Linked DNA regions of Homo sapiens: all the other regions are linked to region 2. The links are chromatin contacts, found by Hi-C or POLR2A ChIA-PET in ENCODE. All regions are on one chromosome and are shown on one strand. Each heading gives the region's core, a stretch centred on a gene start or an enhancer-like site at or near the end of the contact. The rest is flanking DNA. Distances are from core to core; before and after follow the strand shown.

Evidence for each region. Hi-C counts contacts between places; a loop is a spot of excess contacts on that map. ChIA-PET counts read pairs that join two places held with the same protein, here RNA polymerase II (POLR2A). Pooled maps may share reads with other maps.
Region 1: a map of HCT116 shows a loop between it and region 2 (2.9-fold over the local background). The contact joins two enhancer-like sites. A Hi-C loop is called at or near these places in 1 of 168 maps with a recorded cell type or tissue (HCT116) and 1 of 50 pooled maps. POLR2A ChIA-PET finds 5 or more read pairs at or near these places in 1 of 52 experiments (activated T-cell).
Region 3: a map of left cardiac atrium shows a loop between it and region 2 (2.9-fold over the local background). The contact joins two enhancer-like sites. A Hi-C loop is called at or near these places in 5 of 168 maps with a recorded cell type or tissue (B cell, heart left ventricle, left cardiac atrium and 2 more), 31 of 37 single-sample maps with no recorded cell type and 18 of 50 pooled maps. POLR2A ChIA-PET finds 5 or more read pairs at or near these places in 5 of 52 experiments (B cell, Panc1, activated B cell and 2 more).

The regions. Positions count from the first base shown.
Region 1 is chr6:158,768,376-158,772,199 of GRCh38, reverse strand. It overlaps EZR (ezrin), which reads left to right. Exons shown (of 14, transcript NM_001111077.2): 9 at 793-956; 10 at 1,306-1,436; 11 at 2,256-2,416; 12 at 2,782-2,874. Among named protein-coding and RNA genes, the nearest start is that of MIR3918, 5.5 kb to the right of the region's middle. RefSeq lists a silencer at 539-745. Within about 2 kb of position 2,132, at least 7 of the 41 ENCODE cell types and tissues checked have a DNase peak (open chromatin) inside an H3K27ac peak, as active enhancers do.
Region 2 is chr6:159,108,384-159,111,661 of GRCh38, reverse strand. The region is part of intron 1 of LOC112267968; the gene reads left to right. LOC124901449 reads right to left here. Exons shown (of 5, transcript XR_007059837.1): 3 at 1,437-2,347. Among named protein-coding and RNA genes, the nearest start is that of FNDC1, 59 kb to the left of the region's middle. Within about 2 kb of position 1,506, at least 2 of the 41 ENCODE cell types and tissues checked have a DNase peak (open chromatin) inside an H3K27ac peak, as active enhancers do.
Region 3 is chr6:158,718,998-158,722,784 of GRCh38, reverse strand. The region is part of intron 10 of SYTL3 (synaptotagmin like 3); the gene reads right to left. Among named protein-coding and RNA genes, the nearest start is that of MIR3918, 44 kb to the left of the region's middle. RefSeq lists enhancers at 1,672-1,771, 1,842-1,891, 1,524-2,723. Within about 2 kb of position 1,649, at least 3 of the 41 ENCODE cell types and tissues checked have a DNase peak (open chromatin) inside an H3K27ac peak, as active enhancers do.

The DNA of each region.
Region 1 (3,824 bases), core at 883-3,382, 340 kb after region 2:
TGGGAGCTGATGGCCTCATAGGAGTGAGATGCTGAAAGGAGTCACTGGAGTGAAGTGACAGTGCCACTGCGGCGAGTACCTGTAGCTGGTGTGGCAGGAGCAGGGCTGGATAGCTTTGAGGAGAGAGAACCGAGTGCACAGCGGAGGCTGGGCCCAGAGCTGGAAGGTCTCTGTGTGGGTTGGGCCCAGGCCCTGGAGCTCATCCTGGAGCTCCCAGGCTGGCAGTGATGGGTCGGGGTGGTGACCCAGTCAGTGTAGCAATAACAGTGTGGGAGGGGAGGCTGTGGCAGAGGAGACAGGAAGCCCAAATAGCAGCAGAGGCAGTCCAGGCAAGCATCGGGGATGGGGAGCAGCAGTGAGGCTGGAGAGGACATCATGAAAGGTGGCTACCTGGAAGAGCAGGCAGCTCTGAGACTTGAAAGGTTTCCCAAGGCTGAGAGTTCTCACCTTGGAAAAGCTTTGCAGTTAACGTGCAGTGGCATTTCAGTGTGCATGCAGGATGTCCCTACCCACACACAACTGCACACACACGCGGCACCTGCCCTTCCTCCACCCGTCCCAGAGAATGCACTTTCCCAGTGCTACATACCCACACATAACCGCACACACACGCGGCACGTGCCCTTCCTCCATCTGTCCTGGAGAATGCACATTCCTAGTGCCGAGATGCTGCCATCCCTGTTCTGCTACATTTGTTCTTTTAGAAAAGTTCTGGACCTTTGTGAAGGATGGTTTGGAGAAGAAAACCAAACGAAGGAGCTTGAGTCCAGGTGGCCCTGTTCTGTTTTGTAGGACTTTGTGTTTTATGCCCCACGTCTGAGAATCAACAAGCGGATCCTGCAGCTCTGCATGGGCAACCATGAGTTGTATATGCGCCGCAGGAAGCCTGACACCATCGAGGTGCAGCAGATGAAGGCCCAGGCCCGGGAGGAGAAGCATCAGAAGCAGCTGGAGCGGTGAGCGCGTGAGGCCAGAGTGGGGGGGGCCTGTGTTCTCCCAACTCAGCCACTGGCAGCCAGTGCCTGTCAGGTGACTGTGGAGCTGATGGGGAGAGTGTGGTGGAATGGAACCCAGTCACCACGCTGGGATCTTCGAGGCCTTTGTCTCTGGGCGGTTGCTGTGGTGCTGAGCCTGTTGTCAGCCCTGGAGCGGCTGCTCCGTCAGGCAGCTCAGGCTGGCAGCAGGCTAGGGTGGCCCTCAGGATACCAAGTCCATCCTGGAGCTTCAAGTACCCGTGAAGTGTGTTGACCCCTCACTTTCCTGCCAGAGTCTAAATCTCCCTGTGCCTCTTTTTCCCTGCACCAGGCAACAGCTGGAAACAGAGAAGAAAAGGAGAGAAACCGTGGAGAGAGAGAAAGAGCAGATGATGCGCGAGAAGGAGGAGTTGATGCTGCGGCTGCAGGACTATGAGGAGAAGACAAAGAAGGCAGAGAGAGGTCAGGCGCCCTGGGGCTGGCACTCTACACTGGGTCATGCATTTCCACAGAGTAGCAGGGGCCACACCCACCCACCCACTCACCAGGAAGGAAACCAAGAACGTGTCCCACAGCGCAGACTCACAGCCGAAATGATAAAATGGTTATTTGGTTTGGAAAACAGTTCTGTACTTATTTAACTTTGATGCTAGTTGTTCTAAGACTTTGTATTTTAAAATTTCCCTAGTCTTTTGCGGTAAGTGCTCAATCACCCAGTTTCCCCGATGAGGACAGTAAGGTTTGGTGCGGTACAGTGATTTGCCCACAGTCCCCCAGCCCATGACTGACAGGGCCATGCTGCACTGCCCTCGACCTCTAGACTAAAACCCAAAGGCGTGTTCAGAGCCAGACTTCCCAGCACAGCTCCAGTCAACAACCCCAGCAGCTGGGCCGATTACACAAGGCGCCACAGATGCTGTATTCACTGGCAGCCCTTACAGCACACATGGGAAGGGTGTTCTGTGTTCTGAGTGGAGTGTGGACCACCAGCACAGCGGGCGGCTGACCTGGGGAGAGTAGCGCCAAGAGGGTTGAGTCAGGCATGCCAGAGAGAGGGCGCCTGGCTGGCGTTGGACGGGTTTCTAGCCATCTTGAGGAAGTTGTCATGGATACAGCAGCAATGAGCTCTGTGAAGTGCTTTCCTCCAGGGTCACTGGAAGACATCCCCTCAACCTGTGACTTGGTCTAGGGCTCTGTGGCTTTGGGGGTGGGAATGGAAAGCGAGGGCTCCTAGGTCCCTGGGCTGAGGGTTTGAATGGCTCTGGCTTTGTGTCTTTGCAGAGCTCTCGGAGCAGATTCAGAGGGCCCTGCAGCTGGAGGAGGAGAGGAAGCGGGCACAGGAGGAGGCCGAGCGCCTAGAGGCTGACCGTATGGCTGCACTGCGGGCTAAGGAGGAGCTGGAGAGACAGGCGGTGGATCAGATAAAGAGCCAGGAGCAGCTGGTAGGAATGGCCTGAGTTTCAAGATGCTGAATTATAGAGAGGCTGCTTCTGAGGATGGAAAATGTGACACCTGCCTTGTAATAATTGTCATGACTGGAAGCTGTAAACTGATCTGCTGGGGGGCTGAAGGCAGCTGGTGGGGAAGGGGCTGGGCTGTTGCCAGGGTCACCCATTGAAGGTGGGTGTGGGCATCCAGGAAGAGATGCCGGGGGTGCACAATGGACCCTGCTGGCCATGGAGTGGGGGTGGCGGGGACTCAGGTGTCACGTTGGAGACTGCTTGCCAACACACATGAACACTCATTCACAACTGGACTCCGTTGAAAGGATATCAGAACTGACGTGAGCTTGGCATTCCCTTCCCAGGCTGCGGAGCTTGCAGAATACACTGCCAAGATTGCCCTCCTGGAAGAGGCGCGGAGGCGCAAGGAGGATGAAGTTGAAGAGTGGCAGCACAGGGTGAGTCTGCACGGGGGACACCTCCGCACGGCCACAGCACCTGTTGCCCAATTGCCTGCGGTGGGGCCCTTCTGCAGGTGGGTGGGTTGGGGGAGAGGTCTGGCTCAAGCTGCCACATCCCACTGGAAGCTTCTGGGATGTCTCATGATCCTCTGCCAATACCAGCTGTACTACTGAAGTAGACATCCCCAAAGAGATGGGTTTGACTTTGTACACGAGTCAGTGCAGCTGCTGGATTCATAGAGGGAGGACCTCTGATTGACTTTCACCCACTTTGCTCCCTCCACCCCGAACTGTTCAGTGCTGATCTGACAGCCCCCGGTCAGGAACTGGTTTTAAATCTAATTATATATGTGCCCCTTGCAATGGGGTCGCAGTGCCTGAAACACGACCTCCTGCAGCTAGTATATACAGCGGGCACCATGGAAAGATCCAGCTCCTTGGACGTCTCCAGGCTGGAGTGAGAGCTGGGCTCTGCTGCTCATCAGCTATTTGGGGGCTAGTAGCATCACTTCTTCAAGCCTCATTTTCCTCATTGTAGAATGGGGGCAATACCCAACTCATAAGGTTGCTCTGCAGATGCGAGGTCCCATGCCCAGGACCTAGCACAGAGGTTTAGTCAGCTGTAGCTCTCATTGTGGGACGCACACAGAGCTTGTCGCTCCGTCTGGGATCCCCTGTGCCCTCCAGGAAGGCACAGCCCCTGAGAAGCTCTGGGGATGGTTCCCACTGGAGACTGCACACCAGGCTTTAAGCAGCTCCTCTCCTTCACAGACCCGCTGGCCCGTCCTTCCCCCACTGTGGCTTCTCCATCTGTGGAGGTGCCTTCTGGGGACGTGTCTCCCGGCTCTCCAGGGCTGCTGCTGCCTAGTACCTCCTTGCCTCTGTTCCAGCCCCCATTCCCGCTGCCGATCTGTATTAGGCTGTTCTCACAACGGCTATAAAGAACA
Region 2 (3,278 bases), core at 257-2,756:
AATTGCATTACAATTGCCCACAGTATTCGGTACAGTCACATGTTGTACAGGTTTGTAGCCTAGGAGCAATGGGTCTACCATATAGCCTAGGTGTGAAGTGGTCTGGCCCATCTAGATTTGTGCAAGTATACTCTGTGGTGTCTGCACAATGACAAAAGTCACCTAAAGACACATTTCTCAGAATGTATCCCTGTTTTTGAGTGATTCATGGCTGTATATACAATTTAGTTGGGGCCTTCTTCATATCCAAGCCCTTGTCTCACCTGGTGTTTAATGTTGAAATACCAGCCCTGGTGGCAGGGAGTGGAAGGAGGTTTGCAGACAGGTAAGCTGTTCAGACTGGGCAGGCACTGGCAGGTGTATGGATGTTCTATTTACTGCACTCTTTGAGAGTCTTTGCAAATGTTACCTGACATGTAAGTACACTGCCTTTCCCTAAAGCTGGTCCTGCTCACAATTTTGTTTGCACCAACAAATGTATCTATTGTTTTCTGGACCCTCCTTCCTGATCCAAAACTTTCACTATATGTAATATAATTTTAAATCCCTAACTCCTTAGAGGTCTGGCCCATCCTTAGGTTTAGTCTTCCCTAATTGCCCTCACTTAAGCTGCAAGCAGCCTCAATCCTCAATTGGCCTCCCAAGCACCACTCTGCTTTCCTGCCTCACTGCCTCTGCCAGCACTACACCCTCCACCAAAACACACCTTCCCTTGCCCCTCCCAACCATCTCCACCATCAGCCCAGCTCAAAAGTCACCCTTCCAGGAAGTCCTCTAAGATCTGCACTATGGCCTCTGCCTTATGTTTCCATAGCATTAATAGCATTCTTCTAGAACATTCTCTCTTGTAGTATGATTATTTCTATACATGTCTTATCACTGACACCACACTGTGAGTTAATTTAACTTTGTTATTTGTAACAGTCTCTTTCATTTTTATAGTATCCTGCCAGGAACTTACAGATAGTAAGTATTTAAATTTTGTTGAGTCAAATGATGTGCACCCTTCAAAATGATTGAGTTTTAACATTAACTCTTTAAATCACCAGGATCACCATGTTACAATTTATATCAGTAAGAACTCCTAGAACTCTAGAATCTAGACAGGCAGTCGAATGCTAAAAGTCAGTGCTGTGACAGCAGGCACACTCTGCCTTTCCCTAAAGCTGGTCCTTCTCACAATTTTGTTTGCAACAACAAACATGTGTATTGCCTTCCCTGATCCTGGGAATCTTAGGCACATTTTTAGCCTCTCCGTGTTTCAGTTTCCTCATGGATTAAAAAAGGACAACAACAGTACTGACCTCATAGGATTGCTATGAGGAGAAAATGAGTTAGCCTTTGTAAGTCTGTAGGAAAGTGCCTAGCATGTAGGAAACACCCAGTAAATATTAGCTGGAATTCCACCTCAACACCAGCTCCCCACAGGCTCTTACCCTGCAGAGGTCTGGAAAACGGCCAATTAGATGCTGTAGTTACCAGCTCTCACCAGTAGGAGACACACAATCGCCACAGCTGTGATCATTTCCCTTCAAGATGGAGCCCAGGGATGGAGAATTCAGTTTGGGAATGGAGGCAAAGGTGCTTTTATAAATATCAAGAAAATCTTGGGATCTGAAGATCACACATGGCCCTCTGCAAGAGGTTGCACGGCGAGGACATTTGGCAAGTTCCACTGTACCTCTTTCTCTACCCAGCACCTGCTTAGAAAGGGCAAAGGTTGTGGCAGTAGCAGGGAGGTGTGGGATGGCCCCCAAGAAGGGTGGACACAGAGACCCGGGAAGGAGGAACTGGATCTGTAGCCAGCAATGCATATATTTAATTTTATTCCATGATTTCTTCCAGGATTAGCTAACTCTATCCACCCATCCTGGCTTATGTGGTCACCTCCTGAACATGGGGTCCAGTCCACATGAAATCACCCTCCTATCAGCTTGTTCCTCCATTCCTTCTTCCAGCCAGATTGTTACTCTATGCCCTGGGACCTGAGCATGCCTGGCCCATTCCCAAGCCTGCCCTGGGCTTCCTGGTATTTCTACTTCCAGCTCATACCTCACTTCCTCCAAGAAGCTTTCCCTGACCTCTCTAGTCCAGCAAGTTCCTCCTCCACCGAGCCTCTCCCACTGGCCTTTCCACAGTTAGGCACTTTCTCCAATGCTGCCTGTTGGGTCACTTGCCTTTTCATGTAGCACCATGAGGACAGGGACACTCCTTGTCTGTACCTTTTCATGTAGCACCATGAGGACAGGGACACTCCTTGTCTGTACCTCCTCAGGAGTCTGCAAAGGGTTCTGCATGGAATCTGGGCGATGTTGACTGCAGAAAGACTGGACAAGTGCCAGGTAATCTGTAGGTGTGCAAGAATGAATGGAAAAATTTTAAATATCCACTATAGACAGAGGGAAAAAAAAATCCTATTTGAAATGTTACCTTGCCCCTAGGTTTGAATTTAAGAGGTATTTTCTCCAATTTGATCATCAAAATATGACAAGTGAATGCTGTTGCTATGAAGTCTTATGAAGATCTTGCATGTTATCCAGGCCTCGGGTTCCCTCTTCTCTCTCTAACAAAATATAGTTTAAAATTTTCACTTGTGGGCTGGGCGCAGTGGCTGACACTGGTAATCCTAGCACTTAGGGAGGCCAAGGTGGGCAGATCGCTTGAGCCTAGGAGTTCAAAATCAGCCTGGGAAACATGGCAAAACTCCATTTATTTAAAAAAAAAAAAATTAGCCTGGCATGTTAGCGTGTGCCTGTACTCCCAACTACTCCAGAGGCAGAGACAGGAGGATCGCTTGAGCCAGGGAGGTCGAGGCTGCAGTGAGCCTTGATTGCGCCACTGCACTCCAGCCTAGGAGACAGAAGGAGACCCTGTCTCAAAATAAGAAAATCACTTGTAATTTTGCTTATTTAGTATTTGGTGAATGAACTCATTAGAAGTCACATTATCAGCCACCGACTCCGGTCAGCCGTGGGCTGGGAGAGAAAGGGAGAGCAGAGCAGATGCAGCTCCCGCCCTCCTGGAACATGACATCATCTAATTTGTTCATTCAACAGAAACTTCGCACACACTTACAAAGCACCCCGCTCTGTTCTAGGTGGGCTCTGGGGATAGAAAACTGAGTAAGAGAATGTGGTCCCTGTCCTTAGGCACACATTATCCATTGGAGAAAACAGCTGAACCAGGCACAAGTCACTAAGTTCCCAGTTTCTCAGAGGGTTTGATGAAGGTGTTAGATATACAGAATCACTCTAATACTATGTCTGAAAAAAAAAATA
Region 3 (3,787 bases), core at 400-2,899, 390 kb after region 2:
AAAAAAAAAAAAAAAAAAAAAACAGAAAAGAGAGAAAATCTTTTTCCTCCACCTCTGTCCTCAGTTCCCCTCCCCAGAGATAGCCCCTCCTGACGGTTTTTAGGCATCCTTCCTGTTTAACAGGTGCATGTTTTTATGGCCAATATAGGTCAATACTGTACATTCATAACATATACAATAAAATCCCAGTGGAATGCACAGAAGAGGAGAGGTAAGAATTCACTTCTTGAAGAATTCTGGCCCAGATGCTTAAGTCAGCATTTTTGAAGGGGTGTTTTCAGAACATGTGGTTCAAACTTAACAGAGAAGTGGTGTGGAAAAGATCCTGAGCTGTTTTCTCAGTTAACATCCCCGAGTCACCGCGTGATTTTAAGGTGGGAGGATCACTTGAGCCCAGGAATTCAAGACCAGTCTGGGCAACATGGTAAAACCCTATCTCTAGAAAAAATACAAAAATTAGCTGGGCAGAGTGGTGTACTCCTGTAGTCCCAGCTACTCGGGGGTGCTGAAGTGGGAGGATCACCTGAGCCCAGGAGGTAGAAGCTACAATGAGCTGTGTTTGCACCACTACACTCCAGCCTGGGTGACAAAGTAAGACCCTGTCTCAAAAAAACAAACAAACAAACAAACAAACAAAAAAAGAAAGTTATCTACTACTTCTGTGCCTCAGTGTAGCCACTTGCAAGGTGGGCACCAGCATCCTCTACTTCCAAAGCAGGGCCACCGTGTTCTATAATTAATATTGATGAAATATTAATAATCTGATGAAAATGAGAGGAATTTTGGTGAGCTCCCCAGCTAAGGCATGTGTAATTGCAGTCTGATGAATGTTCTATTTAAAGACGTACTCCTGGACCAGGCGCAGCGGCTCACACCTGTAATCCCAGCACTTTGGGAGGCTAAGGCAGGCATCCGATTGAGCTCAGGAGTTTGAGACTACCCTAGGCAACACAGCAAAACCCCATTTCTACTAAAAATCCAAAAATTAGCCAGGTGTGGTGGTGCATGCCTGTAATCCTATCCACTCAAGAGGCTGAGGCATGAGAATCACTTGAACTGGGGAGGGAGAGGTTGCAGTGAGCCAAGATTGTGCCATCGTACTCCAGCCTGGGCAACAGAATGAGACTCTGTCTCAAAAATAAATAAAAATAAATAAATAGAAGTGTACTCCTTATATTTCAACCCAATAGTTATTTAGCATTTATAGATCATACTATCATTGCTGAGTACTTTATAAACATTTGGCTAAATTGTCCCTTATAACAGCCATATCTGGCTGGGCGTGGTGGCTCACACCTGTAATCCTAGCACTTTGGGAGGCCTAGGTGGGAGGATTGCTTGAGCCCAGGAGTTTGAGACCAGCCTGGGCAACATCTCTACTAAAAATAAAAATTAAAAAAAATCAGCCAGGCATGGTGCCATATCCCTGTAGTCCCAGCTACTTGGGAGGCTGAGGTGGGAGGATCACTTAAGCCTTCGAGATCGAGACTACAGTGACCCACGATATCACCACTGCACTCCAGCCTGGGCAAGACAGCGAGACTTGGTCTCAAAATGAAACAAAGAAACCAACCCAGCCACAACCTCAATTAAGGTGGGGAGAGAGAAGGCCTGCAGAAAGTTGGAAGCGTTCCTGCCAAGAGCATGGCTGAGAAGTGGACACACGCATAACAATGTCTACTTGGATTGGCTCTCTCCCCACTGTCTCCCCACCGTCTCCCCTGCACCCCACCACTTCTATCCCTGAGCTCCCTTAGCCCTTCAGACAACCCTGGCCAGGCTCTGGGCCATGTGCACATGCAGCAGGGGAGGGGGCGTGCCGAGGACCCACGGGCCATCCTCATGCAGAACGCCACAAGCCCAGCCTGTGGTGCGTGGGATGAGCCACCACACAGCACATCACGGTGCAAATGGGAAATGCGTCTCACCTCTGGGGCGTGGACAGGGTGTGGTTGGTCTCTGGAGCAGGCTTCACCTAGCTCTTGGTCATCTCTTTGCCCCAGTGTCCCTGTCTTTAGTAGGGACAGGAACAGTACCAACTTCATAGGGCTGTCTTAAGGATTACAAAGGCTAAATACCTCTGAAGGGCATTACGCTGAGAACAATGCCAGGCATCTGGTTAACCCCAAGTCAGTGTTAGCCTCTGAGTGGTTTCCTGTGACTCAAGCAAGTAAGATAATTACTCATGCTTCCACACGCCCCTTCCTGAACCCTCTTTCTTCAGCGGTCCTCATTTGTCCTTCTTATGGGAACATAGAGTTTAGAATTCAGAGTCAAATCCCAGGTCTGCTCCTGGCTCCATCTCTCATTCACTATGTGACATTAGGCACGTTGGTCAACCTCTCACTAAAACTCAGGCTTTTTTTTTTTTTTTTTTTGAGACAAAGTTTCACTCTTGTCACCCAGGCTGGAGCGTATAACAGTACGATCCCGGCTTACTGCAATCTCTGCCTCCTAGGTTCAAGCAAAGATTCTCCTGCCTCGGCCTCCTGAGTAGTTGGGATTACAGGCACCCGCCATGAGCCTGGCTAATTTGTGTATTTTTAGTAGAGACGGGGTTTTACCATGTTGGCTAGGCTGCTCTCGAACGCCTGAACTCAGGTGATCCACCCACTTCAGCCTCCCAGAGTGCTGGGATTACAGGCATGAGCCATGGTGCCCGGCCAATTTTTAAAATTTTTAATTTATTATTATTTGAGACAGGGTTTCACTCTGTCACCCAGGCTGGAGTGCAGTGGTGCAACCATGGCTCACTGCAGCCTTGACCTCCTGGGCTCAAGCGATCCTCCCACCTCAGTCTCCCTAGTAGCTGGGATTATAGACATGTGACACCACACCCGGCTAATATTTGTATTTTTGTAGAGACAGGGTTTTCTCATGTTGCCCAGGCTGGTCTCCAACTCCTTGGCTCAAGCAATCTGCCCACCTCGGCTTCCCAAAGTGCTGGGATTACCGGCATGAGCCACCAGGCTCGGCCGATCTTTATCATGGGAGTAACAATGTCTACCACGGTATTTTTGTGAGAATTAAATGTGATGAAGTAGGTAAGAAGCAATGCTGCCACCACGTGTGGCACACAGGGCTTCATATGGTTGCTAACCCTCCCCTCCACCTGTTTCACTAGAAGGAGTGATCCCCGGAGGGAGTTCGGAGGGAGCTTCTGTAGACCCCGGGAAGCTGACAGGAGCTGACACTTGTGTTATAGAATTTCAAACACCTGCCAAATACATTTCAAACTGTCTAGACACCTCGCTCCTGAAGTGTGGTCTGAGAACTTCACAGCATAGACTTCGCCAGATCCCAGGAGTTCACCAAAAATGCATCTGCGGTTCCTCATCTCACGTCCACCCCGCAGCTACTGATTTGGAATCTGCATTTTAAGAGCCCCAGTGACCCCCTATACTCATAAGAGCTGGGAATCACTGCCTCAGAGTTCAGTCCTCTTTTGGCTATACAACCTTTGGCAGGTGACTTAATCTAAACCTCCATTTCTTTACATGTAAAATGAGGCTGCATGCAATACCTACCCTAGATGGTGGTTATGAAGATAAAATGAGATAGCCTAGTTAAGCTATTAGTACAGAGTCCAGCACATCATAGTCAATGCTGGCAATTTAGATAAAATATTTAGATGACTTAGATAGCAAATCAAGATACTACATTATCTCATTAGATGTTTACAAAACCTTGTGCTGTGCGCAGAACAGGTATTATCATCTTCATTTTACAGAGGGGCGCACTGGGCTGGAGCGGGAGGCAGGACGTGAACTCTCAAGAGGCTGTGTGC